3 separate regions of the Homo sapiens genome follow, and all the other regions are linked to region 3. A link is a contact called in ENCODE Hi-C or POLR2A ChIA-PET data. All regions are on one chromosome and are shown on one strand. The core of a region is the stretch at or near the end of the contact, and the rest is flanking DNA. Distances in the headings are between cores, read along the strand shown.

Region 1 (2,700 bases), core at 31-2,530, 35 kb before region 3:
GAGTTTTAAAGGGAAGGGATGTGAAAATGGAAACTCTTTAAAAATAGGGCAGTGGCAGGATTGTGTGGGGGTGTGGATTTGTAGTTGCTGGAAGACTCTATGGGAGGTTATCAAATGCACTCATCCTCATGGCCTAGATGGCTGGTGGCCTTCCGAAGTCCATTCTTCCTTTTCAAATAACACTGCTGCCTCGCTGAAAAGACTTCATGTCCCAGCCTCCCTTGCAGCTAGGTGAGGTGATCTGACTAGATTCTGTCTGATGACGTGTAAGGAGTATTGTGTGGTAATTCCAAGAAATGTCCTTGAATGAGAAGGAATAACCTTTACCTACTCTTTCTTCATCTGGGTGCTTGGAATGCAGACATGATGCCTGGACTTCAACAGCTGTTTTAGACCATGAGGTGACCTGCCAATAATGGTAAATTTTGAAGACAGAAGGTGACACTGTGGGGCCAGCATACCAGCCCAGGGCTTTCTACCTCTGAACTTCTTTTATGTAAAGGAGAAATAAATTTCTGTCTTATTTAAGCTACCGTTATTTGCAGGGGGGCTGGCAGGAGGGAATTTTGTTATATCAGTGAAACTGACACAGCCATAATTTCTAACCAAGATGGCTTGAAAAACAAAATTCTGGAGACCTGAGGTCAGAGTGGAAACCCTGAAGTGGAAACCCCAAAGGCCTCGGGGTGGTGACAAGCTCTCCTGATGGGCCCAGGCTGCAGCTGCTTACTGCCTTTTTATCCTTCTATTTGGCTAAATCAGAGAAAGAGATGGACATAGGGTGGTGGGGAGAGGAAGCTATGACTGGTCCTAGTGAGGCTGGGCTGCCAAATGTCTTAGTCTGAAAAGGGAACAGGTTTCATATGGACAAGATGGAAGAACTGCTTGTTCCCTCTGGAAAGTTCTATTAAAATGACCAACCCAGACACACTTTAATATTAATGGGAAATTCCTCTCGTTGTTTATGAAATCATTTTAGAGTTGATTTTAAAAAGAGAGGAGAGAGGGGGGAAAAAGCTGTTTGTTAGCTCAACGAAGCCCCAGACAATTATTTATAGATGCATCTGAGTGGCTTGTTTTAACACGGAGCAACTGTCTGAAAAGACTCCACTTTGACACCAGTAAGCACCCCTGGCACCAAGAATAAATTTATGAATGTCTTTTATGAGAGTCAACAAACTAGACAAATAAGCCCACAGACCGTCTTCACTTCGAGAACCAGAACAAAGAGTCGTATTCGTCATTGGCTCTGGGCAGGAACCACGCCAAGCTGAGCAGCCCTCGCTCAGGCCGGATGTTCCCCTCCAGCTAATGTGATTTCTTTGGGCACTGCCACGGTGGCAGGCAGATGCCTGGTTTATTTCCATTCCTCCGCTTCTCTGATTTGTTTGGGTGGCTAAATATCTCTTTCCCAGGAGAACATCTGCTCTTTTAAAAATGGAAAAAAGCAGGAAGACCTCCAAGCTGTTGGGCAGGAACTCACCCTCGAGTGAGACCGACCAGAATCTCATAAAACGTTTCTTCTGGGGTCCCCGCCACATCTCAAGAGAGGGCCCAAGCAGCTCCTTTAGGGGTCCTGGAACCCTACCCGCTTGCATGTCCTTCAAGGCAGTTTGAATTCTGTGCTATGACGCCTGAGGCTTAATAACTGCTTTGGCCAAGTTTAGGTCATTTTTCTTGATGTCTCATTTATAGATGTCTTCTTACCATCACTAACACCCATGGTTTGGTTGGAAATGAATCCACAGCAATGCAGAGGTGCAACAAAAATATGGTGGAAAAACTTCTAACTTGGTAGTTAAAGGGAACTTAAATACTTCTGAATGAAAAGACTCTTTGGGGAGAAATAATCTTTTTTTTTTTTTTTTTTTCTGTAGAGATGGGAATCTCACTATGTTGCCTAGGCTGATCTTGAGCTCCTAGCCTTAAGTGATTCTGCAGCTTGGTCTCCCAAAGTGCTGGGATTACAGGCATGAGCCACTGCACCCAGGTGGGGGGCTGGGGGCTGGGATCATCTTTTAGAGCTTCTTCCCTCCCGCTTCTCCTTCCATTTTCCCCAGGAGATCTCAAGGGGCCAGTGGGTGCTCAATAGCGCTGTGACTGTGTGGGGAGCTTCTGCAGCCCTCCTTTGTACCCTGCTGTGGCGCAGCTGATGGGACCCAGTCCCTGACATCCTGCACGTGTCCTGAATGGAGGTTTTCACTTTTCCTGGTCTCTTTGGGGCCACAGAAGCACCCACTACTGACATCAGTATTTCTCCATTTCCTTGGTGGTGAGGTCCTTGTGTTTGGACGCAGGCTGGTCCCACTGTGTGGGCCTCTCTGGGTCTGCTGGTACTGGCAGATCCTGTCTCCCAACCAGTACTCAAGGGAGCCTCTGGGTCTCCTGACCACTGCCCACTAGGAGCACTGTCTCAGCCTGGCCTCTTGGCCTAACCACGACACGTGGCTATTTCTATTTTGCTTGGCCATATGATGTTGTAGCAGGGACATTCTGCGAGATGGTTTCTGTATTAGTTTGGTAGGGCTGCTGTAACAAAATGCTACAGAGTGGGTGGCTTAAGCAATGGTAATTTATCTGGAGGCTGGAAGTCCGAGATCAAGGGGCTGTCAGGGTTGGCTTCTCCTGAGGCCTCTCTCCTTAGCTTGCAGGCTGCCACTTTCTTGCTGCCTCTTCACACGGTTGTCTCTCTGCATGTGT
Region 2 (2,718 bases), core at 187-2,686, 44 kb after region 3:
TAAATGTTCTTGAATATGTTTTTTTTCATTTAAAATTTTTTAATCTCTCAATCCTAAATACACACACACACACACACACACACACACACACACACACGCAGACATACACATATGCAGCCTTCTGTGAATATTGGATATGGAACCAATTACTCTAGGTTGCAGTAATTACTTTTATATAACTAGAGTTGGGGACTTGTGAATCAATTCCATACCCATTAGCAATGTACGCGTGAGCCAAGATTTTTTTTTTCTTTCTTTTTTTAACAGGACTGGACAGTGTTGAATCCTTGGGGGGAAGAAAAACCAACACTTTTTTTTTAAGCTGACAGCACATTCCATCCACTCGGCAATGTAGAACTAATGAAGATATAAGTGTAAGAAAACCTATAATTGAATCCAGCACGTAGCAAGCATAGTTGAGCGGCGAGTACACCCAAGCTGAAATCACATGTGCTCCTGTCTAATCCTCTCCGGGCGCCCAGCACAGGGAAATATTTCTGGATTGTGTCTCAGGCTGTGATTTCTATCCAAGGCAGAATAGAAACGGCCTTTTCCCTGGGCAGAGGCTTTGGGCTGTCAGGGGACACCTGAGTTGCCTTTGATAAGGCTGCCGTTTGGATGGTGATTTAAAGAGCAAGTCTAGAAAAAAATAACCTTGAGAAAGAGGAGTGTTTTGGACTAGAGCCCTTCTTGCGCGCTTTCATTCCGCTTCCCTTGCCAGTGTTTCTCAGTTTCCCCCATGGTGGCTGGAGGTGCGTCTGTCCCCACAACCCAGAATTGGGGCAGTCCCTCAGGAGCTGCTTTTCGATCCCAGCCCTCTGGTGTCCAACATTCAGAGCAAGCCCGATCAACCCAGCCCACTAAGTTCCCTGCATCCGAGGACCCCTTTGATGCGTGGATCCGAGTGGGAGGGAGGCCAGAGTGCAACTGTGTTTTCCTTTCAACATTCCTCAGGAGTGATTCACTGCCAGGTGTCCCCAATACCCCCAGCTGCTCCGTCCCCTGCAGTTGTTCCGTAGGGATGAGGCTTTTTGATGCCCTGTCCTTGGCCCTGCCTGGCTTCCTGTCTGGGGCAGGAGAGAGCAGAATGGCCCCCAGAAACTCTGCTCTGGATGTAGGACTGCTTGCTCTGGAAGCTGTGGTGTGTGCCTCTGGCAGGCTGCTCTGACCAGCAAGCGGCAGCTGGATGCTTTGTGCACTGAACTAAGGCTGCGGTGGGTTGAATGTGCATACCTCTGCGTGGCTCCCACAGTACCCACCACTCCCTGTTGTTTCCTGCTCAGTGTAACGTTCTATTTCGTTATCTGGGTTCTCTGCTGGGCAGTGTTTGAGTTTAGACCCTGACCAGAGAGAGGGAGCAGGTGCTGTGCCATGTGGCCACTGTGGCGGATTTATGCAGGGGCACCCACTCCCCGGCTGCCCCTGCCTCCAGGCAGTTGAGCTGAGGGTGTTTGCTCAGCTGCCCTGGCGCCTAGCCTGTGGGGCCATGGCCTTCTGCTTCTAGGCCATGGAAGGTGGCATGGGCCCAGAGAATTGGGCAGGTGTGCTGCCAGGCCCAGTCCCCGGGGCCTTGGGGGCCTGGATTGGAAGCTGCAGGGAGGTCCCTGGGAGTCCTCTGAGCAGGCGGCCTGCGTTGGGACACCCTGGCCTTTTAGCTGTTGAGTCCTAGTTGGAAGGGGCATTCATTCCAGGGACATTCTTTCTGTCTGGAGCAGAGACTTGGCCTGAACCTTGAACCAAAAACCGGAACAAACTGCACTCGTTTGCTCAACCTCGAACCAAATCCAAATATTGTTTATATCGCTGAGAACCAAACCAGGGTTCTGGGGTTTGGTTTGGTTTGTTTTCCCACCAGAGAACATTTAGGGAACAAGGCTGAGCTGCAACAGGACTAGGAGGGAACCTGAAGAGGCCCTTTGTGTGGATTTTGGACTCAGCGAGCTCTCGGTCAGGGGAACACTGCAAGACACAGTTAGGTCTGCAGAGGTTGCACTAGGTGGACTGTAGGGCTGGAGAAGCTATGGGGCCAACGTCTGTCCTGAGGAGAGGACAGTCACAAGTCCACATCTCTGTAAACAGTGCTGTGTGGTGTGGGATGCCCCGTACATTGCTACCAGGCAGCAGTGATGACTAGGGGATGCCAACGGTGGGTACAGAACTGCATACATGGAGGGAACTTTAATGAAATCATGCACCGATTGATTTTTCTGAATTTATTTCCGGTTTACTCTAGGTCACTCAATAGCCATCTGCTTAGCACCTGGCGCCATACTGAGGCAGATCCCAAAGAAACAGCAAAGGGTTGGCCTCCACTCTCTCCGAGTCCTTGGTACACTTTGGGGGCTGGCGCTACAGTGTCTTGGAGATACACTGTCATGTTCAAATAGTGTAGCTCACAAATTCATGTCCCCTTGGAAGCTCAGGATGTGGCCCTATCTGGAAATAGGGTCTTTGTAGATGTAATTCATTAAGGTTCTCATGACAAAAGCGTCCTGGATTTTGAGTGGGCATGAACTCCAATGACTGGTGTCCTTGTAATAAGAGGAGAGGACACACAGCCACACAGGGAGAAGGAGGCCACATGAAGACAGGGGCAGAGGCTGGAGGGAGGCAGCCAGAAGCCAAGGAGGCCAGGGAGGAGTTGCTCCTGGAGTCTTCGGAGGGAGTGCAGACCTGTGACACTGTGAAAGGTGTCCCTTTCCTGTGGGAAAGTAAATA
Region 3 (2,805 bases), core at 190-2,689:
GGTTATGGACTGAGTGTTTATGTTCCCCCCATCTCATATGTGAAAACGCTAACCCTCCCCGTCATGCGACGGTATTTGGAAGGGAGGTCTTTGGGAGGTAATTAGGGTTATGTGAGGTCATGCGGGTAAGGGTCTCCATAATGGGATTAGTGCCCTTCTGAAAAGAGGAAGAAATACCAGAGTGCCTGCACACTGTCTCTGACAGATGAGGACATAGCAAGAAGGTGGCTATTTGCAAGCCAGGAAAGGAATCTTCCAGCACCTTGATCTTGGATTTTTCTAGCCTCCAGACTGTGAGAGATAAATTCCTCTTGTTTAAGTCGCCCAGCCTATGGCAGTTTGTTATAGAAATCTGAGCTAAGACACTGTATCTAAGTCCTTGTCTGAAAATCCTTGGACATTCCTCCCACTGGAGGTGGGATGTATGTCCTCTCCCCTTGAATCTGTGCTGGGACTCACTTATAACCAATAGGATGCAACAGAGATGATGTCGTGGGTGGTGTCAGAACTCTTTGACATTTGCTGCAAAATGTGAAGCCTAATGCCGTTTCCCTTGCGTGTGACCTTGGTGACTCATTTCTAACAAATAGAATTAAGTGAAAATGATGGGGTATGACTTCAGAGACTAGATTATAAAAGGCACTGAAGCTTCCTGCTCTCTCTCTCTATCTCTATCTCTCTCTCTCTATCTCTGTCTCACTCGGTTCTTGGGGAAACTGGCTGCCATGCTTTTAGGATACTCAGGCAACACATGGAAGGGCCCATACAGTGAAGAACTAAGGCCTTTTGTCAACAACCCTGAGGAACAGAAGCTTCCTGCCAATAGCCATGTGACCGAGTATCTTGGAATTAGATCTTCCAGCACCAGCCAAACCTTCAGATAATTGTAGCCCTTGCTGATATATTGACTGCAATCTCACAAGAGGCCTTGAGTCAGAGGCAGCCTGCAGAGGCACTTCTGAATTCCTGGCCCATAGACACTGTACAGTCCTAAAGGTTTGTTGTTTTAAGCTGTTAAGCTTTGAGAGAATTTGTTATGCAGTGATAGATAACTAATACACTCTGCTCTTTCTGAAGCTAGGTCAGGAAAAGCATTGAGTTTCTGCCTGGTTCCCTCCCCTTGGATCTGAGCCTTGAATGTAACTGGCTTGCAATCAGTCCAGCAATAGTGATGCCTTAATTTTTGAGGTTGGATCAGAAAAGGCCGTGCGGCTTCTGCCAAGTATTCAGGGACACTCCCTCTGGGAGAAGTCAGCCACCGTTTAAGACATTAGATGCCCTGAGATTGCCACGTGTAGGTGCTCTGGCATCTCTGCTGAGAACTCAGCAGATAACCAGTGACCATCAGTCATGTGAGAGGATCATCTGGGACGTGCAGCCCAGCCAAGCCTGCAGATGACTCCAGGCTCAGCCAACATCTCACTGCAACAAATAAGAGACCCCCGGCAAGAACCACTCAGCTAATCCCTTCTTGAATTCCTGATCTATGAAATCATGAGCAAAATAACATAGTCATCCTAAGACACTGTGTCACACAGAGATAGCAACTGGAGTAGTCAGCCTTTGAAGAAAACCAAACTAACGTGACTCATACGCAGTCACGGACTAGGTCCTTTTCTTTGCTTATGAAAATATTAAGCTTCGTGAAAGGTGCTCCCAAGGCCTTTGCCATGCACGCTATTTAGAAGGCAAACCCCAAGTAGAAAGTTTTAAGTATGTACCCCTCCACACGCAATATAAAACAAAATAGAAATTAAAAGAAAATAAAAATATCTAGAAGTGTGCAAGACCAGTGATGGTCAGGTTCCCTTTCTTGGACATACACACTCCCGCTTGGAGGCCTTAATGGAGGGTGTGCCTCTTGTTTCAGATATAGAAACAGGTCACTTTGACCTACAATATACAACCCCAATGTTTTCACTTGGTGCTTGATTTGTGGCAGGATTTAAATTTCCACCCACTTTTTGGACTAAAAGTTGTTTTTGTAATTGAAATGTATGCTTATCATAAAAGTATAAATACTATAGAGGAATATATGAAGTAAAAGATGAATCCCTTTTGTCTCCCAGCAATGCCATGGGTTGAATTGTGTCCCCTACTCAAGTTCATATGTTGACGTCCTAACCCCCCTGAACCTCAGAATGTGACCTTATTTGGAGATAGGGTCTTTACAGAGGTCATCAAGTTAAAATAAGGTCATTAAGATGAGCCCTAATCCTGTATGACTGATATTCTTATCGAAACGGGAAATTTGGACACAGAGACTTACATAGAGGGAAGACAGTGTAAAGAGACATAGGAAGAAGATGGCCATGTACAAGCCAAAGAGAGCGGAGTGGAACAGATTCCCCCCTCAGGGTTCCCGGAAGGAGCCACCCCTGCCAACACATTGATCTCAGACTTCAAGTTTTCAGAGCTGCTAGAAAATATGTTTCAGCTGTTTAAGCCATTCAATGTGTGGTACTTTATTATGGCAGCCCTAACAAACTAACATAAGTAATTTCTTGTGTCCCTCCAAAAAAAGAGTCTGACTATACCCATATTTGTGTATATGATTTTCTTCCTTACATAAATGAATCATTTACTAATACTTTTCTACACCAGGAATTCTTCACTTTCTAATTTATTGTGCTAATCTTTTCACAGTAGCCTGTGCAGGTGTATTTAATTCCTCTTAACAGCTGCATAGTATTCTGCAGTTGGGAGAAACTACACTTGATTTGCCCACTGTCCTTTTAATGGACAAGTTGCGTGCTTTCCATAATCCCCTGAGTTCATCAAATGCCTGAGCCTTAAGTACAGCAG

Evidence for each region. A loop is a pair of places that touch in the nucleus more often than their neighbours do. ChIA-PET counts read pairs that join two places held with the same protein, here RNA polymerase II (POLR2A). Pooled maps may share reads with other maps.
Region 1: a map of PC-3 shows a loop between it and region 3 (3-fold over the local background). The contact joins two enhancer-like sites. A Hi-C loop is called at or near these places in 2 of 168 maps with a recorded cell type or tissue (Caki2 and PC-3). POLR2A ChIA-PET finds 5 or more read pairs at or near these places in 1 of 52 experiments (Caco-2).
Region 2: a loop to region 3 is called in a map of gastrocnemius medialis, with 10 times the contacts of the local background. The contact joins two enhancer-like sites. A Hi-C loop is called at or near these places in 13 of 168 maps with a recorded cell type or tissue (Calu3, PC-3, PC-9 and 7 more) and 16 of 50 pooled maps. POLR2A ChIA-PET finds 5 or more read pairs at or near these places in 5 of 52 experiments (AG04450, BJ, MCF 10A and 2 more).

Annotation. Positions count from the first base shown.
Region 1 is chr5:173,419,076-173,421,775 of GRCh38, forward strand. All of the region lies in intron 1 of LOC105377732 (a long non-coding RNA gene), which reads left to right. Among named protein-coding and RNA genes, the nearest start is that of MIR8056, 73 kb to the left of the region's middle. Within about 2 kb of position 1,281, at least 3 of the 41 ENCODE cell types and tissues checked have a DNase peak (open chromatin) inside an H3K27ac peak, as active enhancers do.
Region 2 is chr5:173,498,100-173,500,817 of GRCh38, forward strand. All of the region lies in intron 11 of LOC105377732 (a long non-coding RNA gene), which reads left to right. Among named protein-coding and RNA genes, the nearest start is that of LINC02995, 80 kb to the right of the region's middle. RefSeq lists an enhancer at 602-1,268. Within about 2 kb of position 1,437, at least 13 of the 41 ENCODE cell types and tissues checked have a DNase peak (open chromatin) inside an H3K27ac peak, as active enhancers do; they include PC-9, gastrocnemius medialis, heart left ventricle and 2 more, where a contact is called at or near this core.
Region 3 is chr5:173,453,977-173,456,781 of GRCh38, forward strand. All of the region lies in intron 3 of LOC105377732 (a long non-coding RNA gene), which reads left to right. Among named protein-coding and RNA genes, the nearest start is that of MIR8056, 110 kb to the left of the region's middle. RefSeq lists an enhancer at 801-2,000. Within about 2 kb of position 1,440, at least 16 of the 41 ENCODE cell types and tissues checked have a DNase peak (open chromatin) inside an H3K27ac peak, as active enhancers do; they include PC-9, gastrocnemius medialis, heart left ventricle and 2 more, where a contact is called at or near this core.